Linked DNA regions of Homo sapiens: regions 1 and 2 are each linked to region 3. The links are chromatin contacts, found by Hi-C or POLR2A ChIA-PET in ENCODE. All regions are on one chromosome and are shown on one strand. Each heading gives the region's core, a stretch centred on a gene start or an enhancer-like site at or near the end of the contact. The rest is flanking DNA. Distances are from core to core; before and after follow the strand shown.

Evidence for each region. A loop is a pair of places that touch in the nucleus more often than their neighbours do. ChIA-PET counts read pairs that join two places held with the same protein, here RNA polymerase II (POLR2A). Pooled maps may share reads with other maps.
Region 1: a map of sigmoid colon shows a loop between it and region 3 (11-fold over the local background). The contact joins the enhancer-like site here to the promoter of NFKBIZ in region 3. A Hi-C loop is called at or near these places in 5 of 168 maps with a recorded cell type or tissue (MCF 10A, Right ventricle myocardium inferior, esophagus muscularis mucosa and 2 more) and 12 of 50 pooled maps. POLR2A ChIA-PET finds 5 or more read pairs at or near these places in 7 of 52 experiments (A549, AG04450, MCF 10A and 3 more).
Region 2: a loop to region 3 is called in a pooled map, with 2.3 times the contacts of the local background. The contact joins the enhancer-like site here to the promoter of NFKBIZ in region 3. A Hi-C loop is called at or near these places in 1 of 168 maps with a recorded cell type or tissue (lower leg skin) and 4 of 50 pooled maps. POLR2A ChIA-PET finds 5 or more read pairs at or near these places in 5 of 52 experiments (AG04449, AG04450, HEK293T and 2 more).

Annotation. Positions count from the first base shown.
Region 1 is chr3:102,128,455-102,131,898 of GRCh38, reverse strand. No RefSeq gene overlaps it. Among named protein-coding and RNA genes, the nearest start is that of RDUR, 190 kb to the right of the region's middle. Within about 2 kb of position 1,483, at least 14 of the 41 ENCODE cell types and tissues checked have a DNase peak (open chromatin) inside an H3K27ac peak, as active enhancers do; they include endothelial cell of umbilical vein, gastrocnemius medialis and sigmoid colon, where a contact is called at or near this core.
Region 2 is chr3:102,204,869-102,208,220 of GRCh38, reverse strand. No RefSeq gene overlaps it. Among named protein-coding and RNA genes, the nearest start is that of ZPLD1, 230 kb to the left of the region's middle. Within about 2 kb of position 1,625, at least 8 of the 41 ENCODE cell types and tissues checked have a DNase peak (open chromatin) inside an H3K27ac peak, as active enhancers do.
Region 3 is chr3:101,848,115-101,851,915 of GRCh38, reverse strand. NFKBIZ (NFKB inhibitor zeta) reads right to left here and starts at 2,402. Exons shown (of 12, transcript NM_031419.4): 1 at 1,999-2,402. The coding sequence starts at 2,287. RefSeq lists silencers at 2,504-2,675, 1,724-2,923 and enhancers at 2,417-2,711, 2,506-3,343.

The DNA.
Region 1 (3,444 bases), core at 234-2,733, 280 kb before region 3:
GAGGTTCTGTGAAAACAGGAGAGGCCAGAGTCAGTGTAACTGGTGTTGTTCACACTGTAATGAGACAATATCATGTTGTTGTTGATCATGTGAACTTGATAATTAAACCTGGATTCAAATTCAGGTTCCACACTAACTGGTTATGTGACCTTGTGCAAATGATTTACTAACATCTCCGGATCTGTTTTCTCATCTGCAAAATAGGGATAATCACGAGACCTAATTTAGAGCTGTTGTGAGGATTAAATAAGTAAAGAGCTTGAAAGAGTTCCTGGCATATAAGAAATGCTCAACAAGTGTTCGATATTTGTTATTGTTTGTTTTGCTTTGTTTCGTTTACTAATATGGGTACCTATGTGTACCTACTGACAGGTGATACCTAAGAAAATATGTGAAAGAAATAATTTCTTCATCGACAACAAAAGAACTTTTTACCACCAACAATAAGACTTGAGGGACTTCTACTGGGCTCATTGATTTATTTTTCTTTTAACTTTTTAGTTTTAGAGGTACATGTGCAGGTTTGTTATATAGGTAAACTTACGTCACACGGGTTTGTTGTACAGATTATTTTATGACACAATAGTCATTTTTTTTCTGCTCCTCTCCCTCCTCCCACCCTTTACCCTCAAGGAGACCTCAACGCCTATTGTTCTCTTCTTTGTGTCCCTGAGTTCTTATCATTCAGCTCCCACTTATAAGTGAGAACATTTGGTTTTCTGTTCCTGCATTGGTTTGCTAAGGACGATAGACTCCAGCTCCATCCATGTTCCTGCAACAGACATGATCTCATTCTTTTTTTATGGCTGAATAGTATTTCATGGTGTACATGTACCACATTTTATTTATCCAGTCTGTCACTGATGGACATTTAGATTGATTCCATGTCTCTGCTATTGTGAATAGTGCTGCAGTGAACATTTGCATGCATGTGTCTTTACGGTAGAATAATTTATATTCCTCTGGGTATATACCCAGAAATGGGATTGCTGGGTGAAATGGTAGTTCTGTTTTTAGCTCTCTGAAGAATCAATATGCTGCTTGCCGCCATGGTTGAGCTCCCACCAATGAATCTCCTATTTTCTCTCATAATCTTTCACTTGGATTACTATAATGCCCACCTGAGTGCACCTGGCTTCAATTCCACCCTCCATGTTACTCTTGGTATAAATTACAACCACAGTTATCTAGAGCCCTAGTTTTCTCAAGGAACAGGTGAATTTCCTTTTCATCTTATAGCAGAAAGTGGAGGGGCTACTCATTGATTTACAAATTTAAAAGTCCTGACTTGCTCAGTGTGACCCTGGAAAAAAGCACAAACAGCTCATATCTCTTAACACCCTACACTTGATCTTCCCAAGTTCAGTGTTTTTCATGTCCCTGCATCTCTCTGGATAACCTTATGAAACCCAACAAGGAACCAACTCAAGATGAGTAATGGTGTAGTGACTCAGAAAAGAACAAGATGTCTCTGAGTGAAAGAAAACAGTGTGCTCCAACAGCAGGAAACCAGGAGCAGTAATCAACAGGAGAGCCAAAACGCAGTCTTGAAGCAGCACAGCTGCCAACTGCTAAAAATTTCCTCAGGTTGCAAACGAATTAAAATAGTAACTGTGCTCTGGGTAAACTCCAGTGTCTAAAATATGTTGTCTTCCCCAGTCTCCTTAAGTAAGGTTACCTTTTGAGGCATGCTCTTTAAACATCTCTTTGGAACAGGAAGTTCCCAAGCTTCTATTTTGCTGTATGAAGCAAAATAGAATCTACCCACTGAGGAAGGATCTGTCAATTCACTTTTTATTTTTAGCTCTTGGGATGTAGTTGTGGTATATACTGCTAGCTTCCAAACCAATATCCTTCTTTTCTTTTTATTTTATTAACAGAGTCCACATTTCAGAGGGCACAGTAATGTTTACAGATAAAACTTATGTTACCCAGGTTTCCTTACATATAGCAGTAGCCACATGACATAGAGTTCCGGTTCAGAAAATATGAGCAGAAGTCATTGAGTAGGGCTTCTGGAAAAATTCTTAAAAGACTCAGCTAGCACACACCTTTTTTTTCTCCTTTTTCCTTTATCCTGTCTGAGATACAGGTAGAAGGGCTAGAAATGTAGCTGTAGCCATCATCTTGCAAACATAAAGGCAAGAGAATCATAAAGACCTTGGCCCAAAGAGCATCAAGCTGCTGAACTAATGCCAGCAAAGACTTACCTCTAGACTTCTTGTTATAATAGAAAATAAATCAAAATTTGATTAATTACTAATATTTGTGTCTGCTATAACATGTACCTGATTTTATTTTATTTTATTTTTTTATTATTATTATACTTTAAGTTTTAGGGTACATGTGCACAATGTGCAGGTTAGTTACATATGTATACATGTGCCATGCTGGTATGCTGCACCCATTAACTCGTCATTTAGCACTAGGTATATCTCCGAATGCTATCCCTCCCCACTCCCCCCACCCCACAACAGTCCCCAGAGTGTGATGTTCCCCTTCCTGTATCCATATGTTCTCATTGTTCAATTCCCATCTATGAGTGAGAGTATGCGGTGTTTGGTTTTTTGTCCTTGCGATAGTTTACTGAGAATGATGATTTCTAATTTCATCCATGTCCCTACAAAGGACATGAACTCATCATTTTTTATGGCTGCATAGTATTCCATGGTGTATAGGTGCCACATTTTCTTAATCCAGTCTATCATTGTTGGACATTTGGGTTGGTTCCAAGTCTTTGCTATTGTGAATATTGCTGCAATAAACATACATGTGCATGTGTCTTTATAGCAGCATGATTTATAGTCCTTTGGGTATACACTCAGTAATGGGATGGCTGGGTCAAATGGTATTTCTAGTTCTAGATCCCTGAGGAATCGCCACACTGACTTCCACAATGGTTGAACTAGTTTACAGTCCCACCAACAATGTAAAAGTGTTCCTATTTCTCCACATCCTCTCCAGCACCTGTTGTTTCCTGACTTTTTAATGATTGCCATTCTAACTGGTGTGAGATGGTATCTCATTGTGGTTTTGATTTACATTTCTCTGATGGCCAGTGATGGTTAGCATTTTTTTCATGTGTTTTTTGGCTGCATAAATGTCTTCTTTTGAGAAGTGTCTGTTCTTGTCCTTTGCCCACTTTTTGATGGGGTTGTTTGTTTTTTTCTTGTAAATTTGTTTGAGTTCATTGTAGATTCTGGATATTAGCCCTTTGTCAGATGAGTAGGCTGCGAAAATTTTCTCCCATTTTGTAGGTTACCTGTTCACTCTGATGGTAGTTTCTTTTGCTGTGCAAAAGTTTAGTTTAATTAGATCCCATTTGTCAATTTTGGCTTTTGTTGCCATTGCTTTTGGTGTTTTAGACATGAAGTCCTTTCCTATGCCTATGTCCTGAATGGTAATGCCTAGGTTTTCTTCTAGGGTTTTTATGGTTTTAGGTCT
Region 2 (3,352 bases), core at 376-2,875, 360 kb before region 3:
AAGCTCATGGATGATAAGACCAGATCAGTCTGTTCTTCTGGGATGCTATTAAATAAAGTAAAATATAAATAAGATTATAGTTAAAAATTATTTGCATATTTTTCTTCTTCAACTTAAAGTTAAGGACAGGACACAGTGGTTCATGTCTGCAATCCCAGCACTTTGGGAGGTTGAGGCAGGAGAATTGCTTGAGGCCAGGAGTTTGAGACAAGCCTGGGAAATACAGTGAGATCCCATCTCTACAAAAAAATTCAAACATTAGCTAGGTGTGGTGATGCACGCCTTTAGTTATAGTTACTCAGTAGGCTGAGACAGGAGGATTGCATGAGCCCAAAGGTTCAGGCTGCAGTGAGCTATGATCATGCCACTGCACTCCAGCCTGAGCAACAGAGCAATACCTCTAAAAAATAAGAAATAAGTAATAAAATATAAGGTTAAAGAATTAAGACAACAAAGTCAAACAGATGACTAAAGATATGGTATAAACATAGAGCAGGCAATGTCAAATACAACTTTTGCTGGTAAACTGAAGAAATCAGCAATAGGGTATCAGAATTTGGGGATGAAGTTTACAGGGAATGAAAGAAAAATCCGCAAAAACATCCTGGCCAATCTAAGAAAAAAAATCTATGCCCTTCTGGCTTAGAATCAGGATCTGAAGATCCTTCACATGGGCAAAAATGTCTCCTGTCACTGAGCCATCACTCTGAATTGCGCAGTTTTTCCTCAGAAATTGTTTTGGCAAGATGGAAAAGAAATTGTGGGCTAAAAACCAGCCATGGAATGCTCAGAACTGAATTTATTCTGAGAATTTATTGCTTTTTGAAATGCATTTGTCTGGAAACATTTTGAAGCAAGCTGCCTGGAAACTGGGAGTTAAGCAGATGCTCCCCACCCACCCCGACATCCCTAATTGCCCAGGAAAGCCTATCCACCTCCTTCTGGGAATGAAGCAAACTTAAACATGTCTGAAATACACTAAAAGCCAAGACTTCACCACAGTGCGATATATGCATGTAACAAAATTGCACTTGTGGGAGAGGGGTGGAAAGCTCCAATGATCCTATGTCCTGTAAGGACACCAAGTTAACAACTATGTACACACACACACACACACACACACACACACACAAATCACCTTTATAAGAACCAAAAATCAGGTGAGCCCTCACAGCACCTAGTTTTAACTTCATATCCCTGAAAGAGACACTGAAGAGGGTAGGAAAGACTCCTGAGTCACAGATGCCACCCCTCCCCCATCTGCTAGCAACATCTGCATGGTGTGAAGAAAGAATCTGTGCATTTGGAAGAGTTTAAGCACAACAATCGTGAGACTTTGCATTGAACTCAATCGTGCCCTGTCACAGCAGAAAGCAAAACCAGGCTGAACTCAGCTGATGCCCACTCATGGAAGGAACATTTAAACCAGCCCTAGCCAGAAGGGAATTACCCATCCCAGCAATTAGAACTTGACTTCTGGCAAGCCTCACTACTTCGGGCTAAAGTACTCTGGGGCTCTAAATAAACTTGAAAGGCAGTCTAGGACACAAGTACTACAACTCCTAGGCAAGTTCTAGTGCTAAACTGGGCTCAGAGCCAGTGAATTTGGCGAGCACATGACCTAGTGAGACATCAGCTGGGCTGGCTAAAGTAGTGCTTGTGTGACTCCTTCCCCAACCCCAGGCTGCACAGTTCATGGCTCCAAAAAACACCCCTTCCTTTCACTTCAGGAGAGGGGAGAGAGTAAAGAGAACTTTGTCTTGCACCTTGGATACCAGCTCAGTCACAACAGGATAAAGAACCAGTCAGAGTCATGAGGCCTCCTTTCCAGACCCTAGTTCTCAGATGGCATTTCTAGACATACCCAGGGCCATAAAGGAACCAGCAGCATTAAACAAAAAGACCAAGTCCCAGCACAATCCATCACCTGCTAACTGAAGAGCCCCTGGGCCCTGAATAACCAGAAGTAATACCCAGATAGTACCTGATGGGCCTTGGGTAAGACTCTGAGACTCGCTGGCTTTAGGTGAGACTCCGCACATTCCCAGTTGTGGTGGTTACAGGAAGAGACTCCTGCTTGAGAAAAGCAGACAGAAAAGTAAAGGTTACTTTGTCTCATACCTTAAGTGCCAGCTTGGCCACAGGGGGTAGAGCACCAAATGGGCTCTTGGGGTCCACAATTCTAGGCTGTGGCTCTTGGATGGCATTTCTGGACCTGCTCTGGGCCACAGAGAAGGCCAATCCCTTGAAGGGTGAGTCCCAGGGAAAGCAGCATTCAGCACAAGCTGACTAAAGAGCCTTTGGGCCTCAAGGGAACATCAGCAGTAGCCTGGCAATACTCCTCATGGGTCTGTGGCGGCAGTGGCCATGGGGTGAGGATTCTCTGTTTGTAGAAAGAGGAAGGAGGAGTGGGAAGGACTGCATCTTGTGGTTTGAGTACCAGCTCTGCTACAGTACACTAGAACACCAAGTAGACTTCCATGGTTTTTAACTCCAGTCCCTGGCTCCCAGATGGCACCTCTGGACCTGACAAGGGGCATAGGGGAACTCTCTGCCCTGAAGGAAAGTACACAAGGCTGGATGGCTTCATCACCTGCTGATTATAGAGCCCTAGGACATTGAGCGAACATAGGCAGTAGCCAGGTAGTGGTTACAGTGGGCCTTGGGTGAGACCCAGTGCTGTGCTGGCTTCAGGTCTGATCCACTGCAATCCCAGTGGTGGAGGTCACAGGGATGCTTGTATCACCTCACCACCACCCACTCAAAGCAGCTCAGAACAGAGAGAGAGAGAGACTCTGTTCGTTTGGGAGAAAGTAAAAGAGAAAAACAGTCTCTGCCTGGTAATCCAGAGATCTCTTCCAGATCTTATCCAAGACTATCAAGGCAGCACATCTATGAGTCTGCAAAAATCACAGTGTTAGTGGGCACAGGCCCCCAATGCATATATGGCTGAAACCACAACACCCAAGTCCTTTCAAATACCTGCAAAGCCTTCCCAAGGAGGATGATTACAAACAAGTCCAGACTGCAAAGACTGTAATACATACATAATTTTTCAATGCCTAGTCACAGATGAATATCCACAAGCAACAAGACCATCCAGGAAAACATGGCCTCACCAAATGAGCTAAATAAGTCACCAGGCACCAACCCTGGAGAAACAAAAATATGTTACCCTTCAGGCAAAGAACTCAAAATAAGTTCTGAGGAAATTCAAGATCATACAGAGAAGAAATTTAGAATTCTATCAAATAAATTTAACAAAGAGATTGAAATAATTAAAAAGAATCAAGCAGAAATTTTGGAGTTGAAAAATGCAATTGACATACTGAAGAATGCATCAGAGTGTTTC
Region 3 (3,801 bases), core at 1,153-3,652:
TGCTCAAAGGTCCTAAGTTGCCTGATACCTTTCTCCACTGGGTACCCTAAGAAATTAAAGTTCATAAAAATTTGGTCAAGGATCCTCAGAGCCAATAGGTAAACCCAAATTAAGCCTCTCTATCTCTCAGCTCTAACCACCCATGAGAGTGGATCACATTTTTTTCTCAGCCCTAACCACCCATGAGAATGGATGACAGATTTTGCCATCCTGACTCTCATAGTTCTATAATTATTCTTGACTTTGGAAAAACTTTGGGGAGCAAGTGATAAATGATGCACTTTTAGCTTTTTAAACCAATGGTTTTATGTTCACATAGAAATTTTAAAGTCTATCAATTCCGCTTACCTAAGAAGGCACAAAACAACTTCTTTCAAAGATCTCTATGTACGAAAACCTGACAATTAACAACGTCTTAGATTTATGTCTTATTATTTCCTTCAATTCAACTGTGCCAAAAAAGCTGCTTAAATTCACTGAGCTTAAACACATTTCTACATATGCACACAGGATTTCCCCTCATTGACTGTTTTTGGAATTACTTACACAGGTCTTCTAAGTAAAAAGGAAATATGCTTGTTTCACTTTTAAACTTTGAAATACACTTTAGCATTTGGTATACAAGTACAGTACTCCACTTCTGATCACTATTATGTCACAACCTCTTAGTATGTGTGTTGAACACAAATTCACAAAGTCAGGAAATGAATAATTCAGCCGCTCCATCAAGTGTACAAAAATAAGATGGGGCAAGAAACAACGCATAATTTGAACATCTGTATCTATCATAAATACATGAGATAAACAGTTCAATGATAGGGTAAGTGAAACATTAGTTGGCTTTATTTTTAAGTTTAGGGATTTCAAGAGATACCAGAATTGCCAGAATCTAACACAGCATTTTTCTGGAATGACAGCAGTTCATAATCCAACGTCACAGAAAGAAAAAAATGCAGTTTCAGAAATCCCCTGTGGCTGTGTGGTAAACCAAGGGACCAGCAGAACAGTTTCAGCCAGATGAAGGCCAAGTGGGTAAGAAAAGGTCCTAAACACATATTCTTTCTGGATCTGCTACGCAGTGGTTTAAATCGCTTTTCGCATGATTTTAAATGACTTAAAATGAAAATGAGATATCACTTTTTAAAATAAATGACAACCAAAACAGGAGTGGCTAAGAGTGGGAAACACCGGAAAGAGACGTTCTTTAAAATCATGCTAATTACTCTCAACGTTCAATTATCGAGGCGTTTTTCTAGCCTACCCACAGGGGCATCCTGTTTTCCCCCAAATTATGCAACTCGGTTCACTAAGAAAGGAAACCAATTCGCAGCCCATGAAAGATAACATTACGTCTTTCTCTGCTAGATATGGCTTATCCATTTTTTTTAAGGCACACACAACAAAAACAAGACCGCAAAAATTCCGGGCAGACTTCCGAAACTCGCCAAACTAAAGGCATAACTTGAGTTGGTTTTCAGCCCGGCTTCACCTTGATAACAGCAGTTTCCTTTTCTTTGACGGTCAAGTCTTTTTACTGAAAAATTCCATAAAAACTGAGAAATAAGTCATGACCTTTAACGCTATTCCCAAACCCTTATCCTCTGCTACAGCTTTCCACTAAAATATTCACAAGAAGAAAATTACACCTACATCAGACCCCAAATCTCATCATAGTTTATTAATTATGACTCAACAAAGCTGCTTCTTAGAGAGCGAGCGATCTCCTGGTCACTCGCCCGGCAGTCAGAGCTCGGCCGAGCGGTTTCTGAAGCCCCCCCGAGGCCCGCGGGAGGGAGCCGGTTCCGCGGGCCGGCGAAGGGCGTGTAGGTCAGGCAGGCGCCCGGCCCGGGCAAGGCGGGGAGTGGTAATTGATGGCTAAGGTGCGTACGTCCTAGCTCTAAGGAGGGCGCAGGGGCCACCCTCCATCTGGGGAGTCCCGCTCCCAACCTCCTAGGCGTGCGCGCCCCGAGTACGCAGCGGTGCGGGGCCGGCGGGTACCTGGCTGGCGCTCGGCGCGGGCGCCGCCTCTCGACCGGGACTCCACGGCGCCGCAGGAGGACACCGACGAGGCAGAGGAGAAGTCGGAGGAGTCGGAGCCGGGCGAGCCGGGCGCCGAGGGGCCCAAGACCGAGCAGCTGGCGTCGCAGGCGCCCGGGGCGGCGGCGGGCGGCGACGCGCCGTAGAAGTAGCTCAGGTTGAGCGGGCTGGTCATGAGGCCGCAGCCGCCCGCCGCGTCCCGCAGCCCCTCTCCGCCGCGGCTGTCGTCCAGCAGCTTGTCCACAATCATGCTCCCAGGCTGGGCGCTCGAGGACCCCGACACCTGCGCCACCGGCTCGCTGCGCGCGGCTGCCTCCCGGGCTGGCTCAGGGAGCTGTCGGCGGGCGGACGGCGCGGGCCAGTACGGGCGCGGCGCGGGACTGCCAGGGTATTTAACGGGCCGCAGCGCTCGCCGACCTCCCCGGCGCCCGGCCCGGCCATTGGCGGTGCCCGGGCCGCCTCCCAGCCCCTCCTCCGGATGCGTCCGATTTCCAGTAAAATGTACAGGATGAGGCAATGCGCCCTCCGCCCTCCGCCCTCGCCCCGCCCGCCCGGCTCCGCCCAGACCGACCGGTTGTTTGCCTGCCCTTCACCGGGAAACCCCGACAGCGCGCGGCTTCCAGCCTCCCGCTTCCCGCCTCCCGCCTCCCGCCTCCCGCCTCCGGGACCCCGTCCCTCGCCCGGGCCATCCCTGCCCTCTAGGCCCCCGCCGGGCCTGGGCGCCCGGGGAGAGGGCGCGCGGCGCAGGGCTGGGCCTGCAGAGGGAGGCGGGAGTCAGTGGAGGGAACCGGTTGGCCTGGTTCTTGGGGACTGGCAAGTCCTGGAAGGAGCGCGCCCCGCACCCCTCTGCCTGCCCCGGCGCGGCGAGCTGTTAGCCCAGTTAAGGCATCTCTGGAAGGTTCTTAAGGGCCTGTCTCCTCCGGCGCCCCAGCGTAGCCTCCCTTCTCAAACATAGCGTTTGTCGACGGTTTTAGGCAACATCCCGAACTGAAAGAGATGTTGGAGCATTTTTATGTTCTCAAATTATCTGCTGGGACGCAAATAATGTTTTAGGTGCAGCCATGAATAAAAAGTAATGCCACACTTCTGTATCCTTCAATACTAGAACAAAGCCATCTTAGCAAAATAATACACAAACATGTAGGTGCTGTAGTATATGTAGATATAACTTTTAAAATTCTGCATAGCTTTACACTATCTGATAAACTAACACAGTAATTTTGGCCTTTCCTATCTTGAATACTTTTTTCCAATGGATTTATACAACTATTTGTTCAAGTCCAACTAGCAAAAAATGCGGGAATGATAAGGTTAAGTACACACATGCTATGTTTAAATAAACCGATTATGATTAAATAACACGAGGGATACAAAGTTCAGTGAGCCACCTAAAAGGAGAAACAACAGGTCTGGTAGAGGAAAAAGGAGGTCAGGAGGAAAATCTTTGCAGGGGTGGTGGCATTTAAGATAGGTCCTAAAGGATGGGTGGGATTGGGGCCCACAGCATTTACAGAAAGAACAAGAGCAAAGAATTAAGGAGAGGGTTCATATTAGAGTGTATAGTCCCCTTTTACGATTGTCAAGAGGAGAAGATGGCATTAAATATAAAAGATAACTTGGTGCCTTTGGGTGGAGCACCTCCAGCAGCTGAGACACTGGAATTTTATTTAATAAACATTGAGAAAACATGAATTTTAGGTAGGCAAAATTAATCTGCAAGCAGTTGAGAGAAGATGAGGAGCCCAGAGGCCATTAGGATCCACT